Regions from separate parts of the Homo sapiens genome. Here region 1 is linked to region 2. A link is an interaction called in ENCODE POLR2A ChIA-PET data of the cell type or tissue named here. Cell type or tissue: OCI-LY7. All regions are shown on one strand. Links, peaks and the distances in the headings refer to the core of each region. The heading gives the core; the rest is flanking DNA.

What was found. Peaks named below come from ENCODE experiments on the same cell type or tissue, not always from the same donor. Only the 100,000 strongest peaks of a DNase experiment are listed, where the experiment ranks them.
Region 1: POLR2A ChIA-PET joins it to region 2 with 6 read pairs; 4 of 35 experiments call an interaction of 5 or more read pairs at or near these places.

The regions. Positions count from the first base shown.
Region 1 is chr17:17,755,210-17,760,581 of GRCh38, reverse strand. The region is part of intron 2 of RAI1 (retinoic acid induced 1); the gene reads right to left. It overlaps RAI1-AS1 (RAI1 antisense RNA 1), which reads left to right. Exons shown (of 2, transcript NR_130894.1): 2 at 1,196-1,428. Among named protein-coding and RNA genes, the nearest start is that of RAI1-AS1, 8.4 kb to the left of the region's middle. RefSeq lists an enhancer at 2,947-3,046. In OCI-LY7, for the core only: CTCF peaks have their summits at 988 and 1,190; DNase peaks (open chromatin) are centred at 1,441, 1,951, 2,301 and 2,881; H3K4me3 peaks cover 3,383 bases; H3K27ac peaks cover 5,000 bases.
Region 2 is chr17:17,906,193-17,911,564 of GRCh38, reverse strand. TOM1L2 (target of myb1 like 2 membrane trafficking protein) reads left to right here. Exons shown (of 15, transcript NM_001082968.2): 2 at 4,034-4,118. Among named protein-coding and RNA genes, the nearest start is that of TOM1L2, 64 kb to the left of the region's middle. In OCI-LY7, for the core only: no CTCF peak of the experiment used is centred there; no DNase peak of the experiment used is centred there.

The sequences.
Region 1 (5,372 bases), core at 287-5,286, 150 kb after region 2:
CCTCCTTGGTGTGGGACTCTGGGAGTGGACGTTGGACGTCAGGGGCCCCTCTCCATGGCGGGGACCCAGGGCTAGGCCACTAACTGAGCTGCCATAAACCCTCGGCATCCAGGAGTTCCCAGGCCAGGGACACTGGGCTGAGCCAAACTTCTGGGTACAGTCTGGGTGACCTTGACCCTGATGCCAAGCCCATCCCGAGTATGCAGGATGTATGGGCTTCCCTCCTGAGCCCTCTAAGTCCATCATCTACAGGCACACCTTGATGCCAAACTGCTCCCTCCCATAAATCAATCCCCAACTTCTTTGGCTAGGAGGTGGGGGATATCAGTAAAGTGGGGGCTATCAGTAAAGTTGGCCCCTCACTGTCTACCCTTCCACCATTACAGCACTGCTCGAGCACACAGCCACAGTGACCTGGGCACTTGTCTGTCTTTCCCCCAGGGCTGGCAGCAGGTGGGGGCAGTACTCTGTCTGGGTGCCTAGTCCTGTCCAGCACAGGGCTCTGACCAGGAGGGAGCCCTCTGGGGATGTCTGTTAGATGAGTGAATGGACAGTTATGCATTTATTTCCCTTCTGCTTTATTCTACAGCCCATCTCCTCCAGGAAGCCCTCCCTGAAAAACTTCCATCTATTACCCCAAGCATCCAGAGCCCTTAATAAGCACAAATCTTACCCCAAGACTCAATTTAGCCCCAGATCAAGATTACAGCATCCTAGTGGGCTCTGTCCAACTTGTACTCAGCTTCACGGACACAGCTTCCACTTCTTTTCACAGCTCTGCATTCAGCATCCACTGGGGGCCTGTCTCCATGCTTGGTGCTGAGTGCAGCAGTGGGCAGGCCAGGCACGGCCTCTGCCCTTGAAGACAAGCACCGAACATTCTAGGTCAGCTGGGTCCCCTCTGGCTAGCGTGGCTCTTGGCAAACCTCACCCCGAAATATGTGCAGACATGGGGAACTATTCCAGCGTATGAAGGGCGAAAAGCAGGTCACTGAGGGTATGCAGAAAGAACATGATGCAACTTCTGTTTTAAAAAATGTGTATCTGTACCTGGTTCTGGAGCAACTGGGCCCAAAATGTGACCTGGCCATCAGAGGGTGGGGGTGGTGGGGTGAGACTGCAGGGAAACATTATTTTCTTGAGACTTCTATTTGCTGAATGTTCTGCAATGAACATATATATTATTTGTCACTAGGTGGAGAGACTGCCAACGGACGCATCCATAGCTGGGCTGAAGTCTGTGTCTCAACTTGTGTCCTGATTTCTGGAGATGCAAAGAGTGAGACAACTCCTCGTAGTTGGCCACTCTGACCTGGCAAGAGCCCACAAGCTCCCTGCCCGCTTCTTCTTCTCTAGGCATGCTGTCCCAGGGTCTGAGGTCACACCACCCTTCCCCATGTGGGGATGGACATACAGCAGGTGCATCTTAACAGCTTGCAGAGAGCAGCCAGCCTCCCCTGCTTCCTGCCTGGGCAGGTGTTCTCACCTGCGCAGGCCTTGGTATCCTTATCTGCGCAATTAGGGTGATACTCCCCAAACCCAAATCTTTGTTCCTCCTCAGCTGAAAACCTTCCATGGCGACCAGAACCTCTAAGTAAAAACTCTCTTGCTTGCATTCAAGGTCCTGCACCCTCTGACCCCTGCTCCCTCTACCAGCCCCCCTCCCCACCAAAACAGGTCAGCCTGTAATCCACCTGTCAGCTGGGCAGCTTCATACCCCTGGGCCTTTGCATACACCAGTCCCTCTGTCCAGAACACACAGACCCTCCCCTGTTCATCCTTCAAAACCCTGCCCAGCATCAGCCCCCGTGAAGGGCCCTCTGCGATATCCTCACCGCCCTGAGTATGCTCCTCGTACATACGTTGATCATTGCACAACTGCAATTAGGGGTTGGCGCGTCTGTCTCCTACCAAGCCAGATGCGACAGGGATTGGGCCTTTTGTCTTTGTTTTAAATCTCTGGTGCCCAGATACTGCCTGCAGAGAAACAGGCACTCAGGAACGTCTAGCTGACAGGTGGGTGAGTCGGTAAACAACATCTGCACAGCCCTTTCCAGTTTACGAAGCCTTTTCCTGTCCTCCATCTCACAAGCTTCCTCTAACCAGGGCAGCAAGGAAGGGAGGCTCCCGGAGCCCGTCCCTGTCCATAGGTGCTGCCTCTGAAGGCCTGGGAGCTTCAGGGCCCCTTGTCTTCACCTAGGCAGGAGCTGGGGTCTTCAGGGCTCACCAAAAGCAGCTGGGACCTCCTTTCAGCTGTAAGCCACCCATTTCCTCTGCCAAAGGCTCCCTCCCCGCCCATCCCCTGGAGAGGGTTTGCTGAGTGCCCAGGTGGTGGCCGGGTTGGTAGGGCTTGTGGCGGCCCTGCCATCCTGCCCGGAGCTGCTGGGATGCGGCCGCTGGAGCAGCAGCTCCACCACCGAGTCTTGGTAACAGTTGCTATGTAAAACGCTCGGAGGGGGAATTTACTGTCAGCGTTAATAATAGATGAAGGTTTCAGAATTTCTGATGCCTTACGTTCTAAGCCGTTTGATTTATAATGTCTCTGGAAAGGGAGAGATGAGGGTGGGGGCGAGGTAGGAGGCCCAGAGGCATGAGCTGGGAGCTCATCTCCCTGCACCTTTGGCAGACAGGGAAACCGAGGCCCAGAAGGGGAAAGCTACTGAGTCGTGTTCTTCCAGAATGCCAGGACCCGTGGGGACTTCAGATGCCCAACACTGCCCTGTTCCATGGGAGGGGAAACTGAGTCTCAGCCTCTCCCGCCCCGGCGCCTGGGGTTGTTTTGATGGATTACTGCTTCTCCTTTTAGCGTGAGCAGGTGTATCTCAAGTAGTCTCCGGAAGTGGCACTGATGGGCGCCTGCGGCGGGGGCTGTGTGGGGCTGATTACAGGCGCTACAGAGGCAAAATGCGAGTCCTAACTTCCCTTCTGCTTAGCTGCAAGTGGTAGTGGTTGTTGAGTTGTGGGAAAAAAAAATCCTCCGAGAAGAGGCGGCAGCCACGGCTGGGCAGGAAACAGGGCTGTTTAACTGGGGTCCTGCTGTCCCAAGAAAGCCGCAGTGCCCGAGGGGGAAGGTGGAGCGCAGGCAAGGCACACACTGGCAGGTGGGCCCCGCTGCAGCCAGGCTGTCCCCCACCCCTACGGCAGGCTGGGGTTACTGGAATTGAACTGGTCTGTAGAAGGGTTGCTGCCCTCTCTGTGCTCACATCCTGCCGCCCCCCGGCTTGGCCCACACTGCCTCCTGATCTGGAGCTCTCTCCTGCCTCCGCAAACCCACCTTGGCCTCTCAGTCCAGGCTCAGGAAATCTTTCCTGACTCTGCAGCCAGATGAGCTGCCGTCTTCAGGCCAGAGAAGCCAGGCCCAGGGCTGAGCACCCAACACCTCCACAGCTGTCCCCACTTATAAACTGGGGTGTGTCTGGGCTCAGGGTCTCCCTGCCTCAGGGAGCCAAGAGCTCTCCCTGGACCCCGCTCCAAGCATGTGACACCACCCTATCCCTCCCTGGGCCTCCATCTGCTCCTCTGTAAATGGAGGTGGCCAGCCTGACCCCGCGGAGATAGGGTGAAGTGTACACAGGGCCCGGCATTCAGCACCCTCTGGGGGCTGCCCGAGAGGGCCCACAAACTCTGAAAGGCAATGGGCATGCGGTTAATAACAATGGCAACAGTCATGAACAGAATACCGTTCCCACCGGGCAAGCACATCACCCCAGTGAACAGGTGGGAAGCCTGAGGCCTGGCCAAGCACACCTTCACAGAAGCCCCTCTTCCTCCCCGTCCACTTCCCTGCCTCGTTACCGACGAACTGATTTGCTTTCTCCAGTGCCCCCGACTCAAGCGTCTGCTTCACTAAGAGGATTTTTGGTCTATTTTGTTCACACTGTGTCCTGAGCACCTGGGACAGATTAGCACGTAGTAGGCGCTCAAGGATTTGCGGAAGACTCTATGGAGATTTTCTGATTTGAAGCTAGCACACTTTACTTGACTGCATCTACCTTTATACGTAAGGGAGGTAAAGGTGAAGAACAAGACAGTGGAAAGCAAACACACTATTTCAAAGGAGTTTCCAAAAATAAAAAAATTCATTCATGCCAGGTGCAGTGCTCACACCTGTAATCCCAGCACTTTGGGAGGCAGAGGCAGGTGGATCACCTGAGGTCAGGAGGTCCAGACCAGCCTGACCAACATGGAGAAACCCTGTCTCTAATAAAAATACAAAATTAGCCAGGCATGGTGGCAGGCACCTGTAATCCCAGCAACCTGGGAGGCTGAGGCAGGAGAATCACTTGAACCTGGGAGGCAGAGGTTGCGGTGAGCCGAGATCACACCATTGCACTCCAGCCTGGGCAACAAGAGCAAAACTCTGTCTCCAAAAAAAAAAAAAAAATTCATTCACTCCTGCTGTGGCCAGGCACCCCCGTGCCAGGTCCCATGATGGATGCTTAAGTTTCGCAGGCTCCAGAACTCCTGTCCCAGGGGAACAGGGACACAGGCAGTCCCAACAGGCCCTGCAATAACCAACCAGACCCCACATGGAGGCTGGCCAGGCCCTCCTGGCTTTCCATGGTGGCTAGGGCTCACGTAAGGACTGGGTGCACCGAGGGCCGCACTGGGGACACTGGTCCCTGGTGAGCTGCAAAGAGCGGCCAGCTGGATTTATCACTAAAGGGAGAGGGTTGGGGATAGGGAAGGGTGATGTGTGCAGAGGGTACAGCCCTGCCCAAGCTGTGAGGCACGGCAGGCCTTGGGGTGAAGAGAAGGCGGGCTTGACAGGGTGTAGGCCGGGTCTGAGGGATGCTGGGTGCCAGGGGAGGAGCTGGGCTTTGTCAGAGAGCCCTGGGGCGACCCAGCCAAATCTGAGGGTCAGGATGACATGACCCCATGGGAGAAAGCATGGCTGGGCCCAGGATAGGATAAGCAGGGAAGGATCTGGGGGGACGCACCCCTGCTGGCTAGGACACTGACTGATGGAGGAGGACATGCTCCTTGGAGGGACTAAGGGTCTCTGCTGGAGAAATGCCCCCAAACAAAGAGCTCTCTCCTGAGTCTACCACCCTCTGCCCTCCCTGGGCTCCAATGTCCAGGCCCCCTGCCCTTCAGTCAGGCCCAGCTGGGGCAAGTTGGTGAGGGTGACCCCAAGGTCGTGGCAAACAGGGAATGCCAACTCACCCTGCCAAGTGGTTCCAGTGCCCAGTGCTCTCCCTGCCCTCCTAACTCTAGGCCTACACCTCTCCTTTCTGCATCACTCCCGCCCCATCCACCCAGGGAGCAAAGCTGCCAGAAGCTAGAGCCCACTTAATCAGCCACTCAGCATTCCATAGAGCTGTATTACACACCATGCGCTGGGCCCTGTGTGGAGGGCTCACAGTCCAGCA
Region 2 (5,372 bases), core at 176-5,175:
TCCTGTCCCCAGGCCAGAGGAAAGCAAAGTTCAGTCTCATTTATTTTGTCACCTAAATCGTCAAAACCTAAAATAAAACCTGGTGCAACAGCAGAAACACAAGTGTTCTAGGGAACAGTGGGGCAAGTCCTTCCCACCAGCCAGCCCTCTGGACGGATAATTGTAAAGTGCTGACCTCTCTGGTGATATGCTAATGGCCAAGGACTGGGCTGGGGAAGAGGCTGGGTAGGGTAGGCCAGGCTGGGCTGGACTGGACAGGGCAGGGCAGGCCTGAGCTCGGGTAATCAGATACGGCTCCCATTAAATCTTCAGTGCAAGAGCAGCATAGCATCCTGATGCCGTTGCCATGGCATTTTCTCTCGCCTGGGGTAGGACCCAGGCCAGGATGCCCTGAAGCCTTGACGCTGACAGCAGTGATAGTGCTGGCTCTGAGCATGGTTTTTCTGCCCACCCACCCTCCTATGTTCTCTGAAACCTAAGGCAGCCCTGTTTGGAGGAGCCTCGCAATCCAGCGGCTTGGCTTTTTGGCTGCCGCTTTCTACACTTTGATGTTAAATATAGTGACTTCAGAAGCAGCCAACACCAGAAGGCAAAAGAGGACTGGTTTTAGCATTTTGCATTCAGCAACATCCTTTTGGTGAGAATGGAGAAGAAAACAGCCAAATGATCTACCTCCCCAACCATCAAGAGTGTTGGGGCTGGGCACAGTGGCTCACGCCTGTAATCCCAGCACTTTGGGAGGCTGAGGTGGGTGGAGCACCTGAGGTCAGGAGTTCGAGACCAGTCTGGCCAACGTGCCGAAACCCATCTCTACTACAAATACAAAAATTAGCCAGGCATGGTGGCACGTGCCTGTAATCCCAGCTACTCGGGAGGCTGAGACAGGAGAATTGCTTGAACCCAGGAGGTAAAGGTTGCAGTGAGCCGAGATCACACCATTGCGCTCCAGCCTGCACAATGGAGTGAGACTCTGTCTCACATAAAAATAATAATAATAATAATAGTAATAATCACTGAATCCCACCCCATACCATTCAAAGTAGAACCTCTGGGGCATGAGGCTCAGGTATTGGTGCTCTCTAGAAGCTCCCCAGGTGGTTCTCGTGTACAGCCAGGGCTGAGATCCATAACTTAGAGGAAGGGTTGCTAATGCAGTCATTCATCTGATGTAAATGCATTGCACTACTGCCAAGTGCTGGGCACTGGGGACCCAGTGGAAGGCAAGACAGACCTAGTCCCTGCCCTCACAGAGCTCACATCCCAGAGGGGGAAGGGAGTCAAGTGACCCTGGCTGTAGTCCTGGCTCTGCCACTGACGATCCTGAGCTCCTGGACCTTTCCCTTTTCTTCTGCGGGCCCCGGGTTTCCCGTCAAAGGAGGCTACAGACCCAAATGATCTCTGATCCCCACCCTGCTACTCCCTGACCCAGCAGTCCATTGACCTATGTATAATTTTTCTGTCTTTTTTGGTGGTGGTTTTTAAAATACACATAACATTAAATTTATCATTTTAACCATTCAACAAAAAGTTTTTTAAGAGACAGGGTCTTACTCTGTTGCCTAGGCTGGAATGCAGTGGCTCAATCATATCTCACTGCAGCCTCAAACTCCTGGACTTAAGCAATCTTCCTGCCTCAGCCTCATTAGTAGTTAGGACCACAGGCACAAGCCACTATGCCCAGCTAATTTTTAAATTTTTTGTAGAAACAATGTCTTGCTATGTTGCCCAAGCTGTTGTCAAATCCTGGATTCAAGTAACCCTCCTGCCTCAGCCTCCCAAAGTTCTGAGATTACAGGTGTGAGCCATTTTGCCTGGCCCATTTTAACCATTTTAAAGTATACAGTTCAGTGGCATTAAGTATGTTCACATTGTGTGCAACCATCAACAACCATCTCCAGAACTCTTTCATTTTCCCCAAACTGAAATTCTGTGTTCATTAAACAATAACTCCCCATTCCCCCACCCCCACACCCCCCAGCAGCCTCTGGCAACCACCATTCTACTTTCTGTCTTTAAATTTGACTATTCTAGGTACCTGATTGTAAGTAGAATCATCTAGTATTTGTCTTGGTGAAAGGCTTATTTCACTTAGCACAAGGCCCTCAAGGTTCAGCCATATTGTGCATGCAATAGGATTTCCTTCCTTTTTAAGGCTGAATAATAATCCATTATATGTATATCCATTTGGCTTATCCATTCTTTAATTGATGGACACAGGCTGTTTACACCTTTTGGCTCTTGTGACTATTGCTGCTATGAACATGACTCTGCAAATATCTCCTCAAGGCCCTGCTTTCAGTTCTTTTGGGTATATACTCAGAAGTAAAATTGCTAGATCATAGGGTAATGCTATGTTTTTTGTTTGTTTGTTTGTTTTTGTTTTTGAGACGGAGTCTGGCTCTGTCGCCCGGGTTGGAATGCAGTGACATGAACTTGGCTCACTGCAAGCTCCGCCTCCTGGGTTTACGCCATTCTCCTGCCTCAGCCTCCTGAGTAGCTGGAACGACAGGTGCCCACCACCACACCTGGCTAATTTTTTGTATTTTTAGTAGAGACGGGGTTTCACCATGTTAGCCAGATGGTCTCGATCTCCTGACCTGGTGATCCATCCTCCTTGGCCTCCCAAAGTGCTGGGATTACAGACGTGAGCCACCGCGCCTGGCTGGGTAATTCTGTGTTTTAACTACCGTCCTGTTTTCCATAGCAGCTATATCATTTTACATTTCCATCAAAAGTGTAAAGGGGTTCCAATTTGTCTATATCCTTGCCAACACTTGTTATTTTCTATTTTTTTGATAGTAGCCATCCTAATGGGTGTGAGGTGATATTTCATTGTGTTTTTGACTTGCACTTCCCTAATGCTTAGTGATGTTGAACCTCTTTTCACATACTTGTTAGTCATTTATATATCTTCTTTGGAGAAATGTCTATTGAAGTCCTTTCCCATTTTTTAATTGGATAGTTTGGGTTTTTTTGTTATTAAGCTATAGGAGTTCTTTACGTAGTCTGGATATTAACCCCTTATCATATATATAATTTTGCAAATATTTTCTTCCTCTGCAGGTTCACTGTGTTGTGTCCTTTGATGCCTGGAAGTTTTTATTTTGATGTAGTTCAAAATTTTTCTTTTGTTGCCTGTGCTTTTGGTGTCATATCCATGAGATGATTGCCAAATCTAGTGTCATGAAGTTTTTTCACTATGTTTTCTTCTAAGAGTTTTTTAGTTTGAGCTCTTACATTTATGTCTTTGATCCATTTGGAGTAAATTTTTGTATATGGTGTAAGATAAAGGGTCCAAGTTCATTCTTTTGCATGTGGCAATCCAATTTTCACAGCACCATTTGTTGAAAATACTGTCCTTTCCTCATTGAGTGGTCAGAAAGTCATTTTGTGGATGAGATAAAATAATGTACGTGAAACACCCAACACCACACCTACAGTGGCTTGATAACCAATGGTCCTTTCTTTCTCCCCCTTATCTGAAATGTAGTTTTTAACTACTGCAATTGATTTTTAATAATCCCAATAGCAAATACCTGTATAGTACTGACTGTGTGCTAGGCTCTGTTCTAAGTGTTTCATGTATATCAACCCATTTAATTTTCATAACAAATATATCAGGTAAGTGCTGTTGTTTTCACTAGCTTTGGCACCTAGAAGTTAAGTAATTTACCCAAGACCACACAACTAGTAAGTAGTGGAGCCTGTATTTGAACCTAGGTAGTTTGGCTCCAGACTCTACGGGTTCATAAACCTAATATCCTCATGTTTGGGGTGATTTTTGATGGCTTAGGCCTGTCATAAGCTTTTCAGTCTAGAGTTTGGTGAATGAAGAACCTCGTTATAACATCAGCCCTCAGGCCAGGACCTTTCCCGGGTGTTCTCTTGTGATAATAGCACTCCTAGAATGGCTCTGTTGGCTCAGCCCATCTGCTTGGGAGAAGAATGTGGTGGTTCTGGTCTCTTCCCATTTCCTGCCAAGGCCCACTTATTCCAGGAGAAATGTAAACCCATTTTCTCTCTGATTTCACAGAAAAGGCAACAGATGGCTCCCTGCAAAGTGAGGATTGGACGTTGAATATGGAGATCTGTGACATCATCAATGAGACGGAGGAAGGGTACGTGTGCCCCCCTCTCCTGGGAAGCCTCTCTGAGCTTTTAGGGGCCACTCAAAGCTTGTCAGGGCCTAAGGGTGGCAGGTTTTATTTTTTGTTTTGTTCCTAGTATGTTTGGTTTGGCATCGAATAAGCTGACACTCTGAATTATCTGTCCTTTTTGTCTTCATCCCTCCCCCACTTGCCCAATGGCAGTGCTTGGAGGTAGAACAGGGATGACCTCCTTTAATCACCTGCTTTTAATCACAAGTGGAAATGAAGCTGCTTGATTACTTGGTTCCCAGTGGCCATTAGTCTCTGCAGCCCAAGTGTCACCTCGTCCCTCCCCTCCTCCCTGGCCTCTGCCTCTCCTTCACAGCCTGTCTCTGCCCTGGTTTGCCAGGAGTCAGAGAGCACCACCGTGTCCATGGAGGGAGGTCCAGGGCATGGGGCAGACACGGCCGGGAGTGGGAAAGCGGCATGAGTGGACTTAGAACACGTTGCCCCTCCTGCATTCCTGCACTGCTGGATCCGTTCCTGTTGTTATTTCCTGAATCCTCTTTTGTTTTACAGCTGCACTCTATTTGTACTTCTTCCAAACTGGTCTGTATTTAGCCCTCTGTCCATACCACTAACACTTACTTTACTGTAGCCATGCCCTCTTAAACCATTTTCAGGAGTGGCAAGGAGAGCAGCTGGGACTCAGGCATCCCTGGGCTGGCATCTCAGCACTGTCACTCTAGCCTTGCCATGTGTGAACTGGGGACCAGCCTCTCAAGCTTGGTCCTGCTTTCATGCAACAAATATTTCTCGAATGACTACCTTGTGCCAGGCCCTATTGTAAATACTGAGGACACAGCAGTGAACAAGATAGATTCCTTCCCCTTGGGGAGCGGCCAGTCTAGAGTAGTAGGGAGGCAGGCCATAAACAAGATAATTAAACATATAACCTGGTCAGATGAGGACAAGACTGTGGAAGGGAGATGGGGAGAGAGGAGGCTGGGAATTAGCAATGTTAAATAGAGTGATCAAGAAAAGTCTTGGCTGGGCTCGGTGGGTCACATCTGTAATCCTAGCACCTTGGGAGGCCAAGGTGGGCCAGTTGCTTGAGCCCAGGAATTCGAGACCAGCCTGGGCAACACGGTTGAATCTTGTCTTTACAAAAAATACAAAAGTTAGCCAGGCGTGGTGGTGCACACCTGTAGTCCCAACTACTTGGGAGGCTGAGGTGGGAGGATCACTTGAGCCCAGGAGGTCGAGGCTGCAGTGAGCCATGAG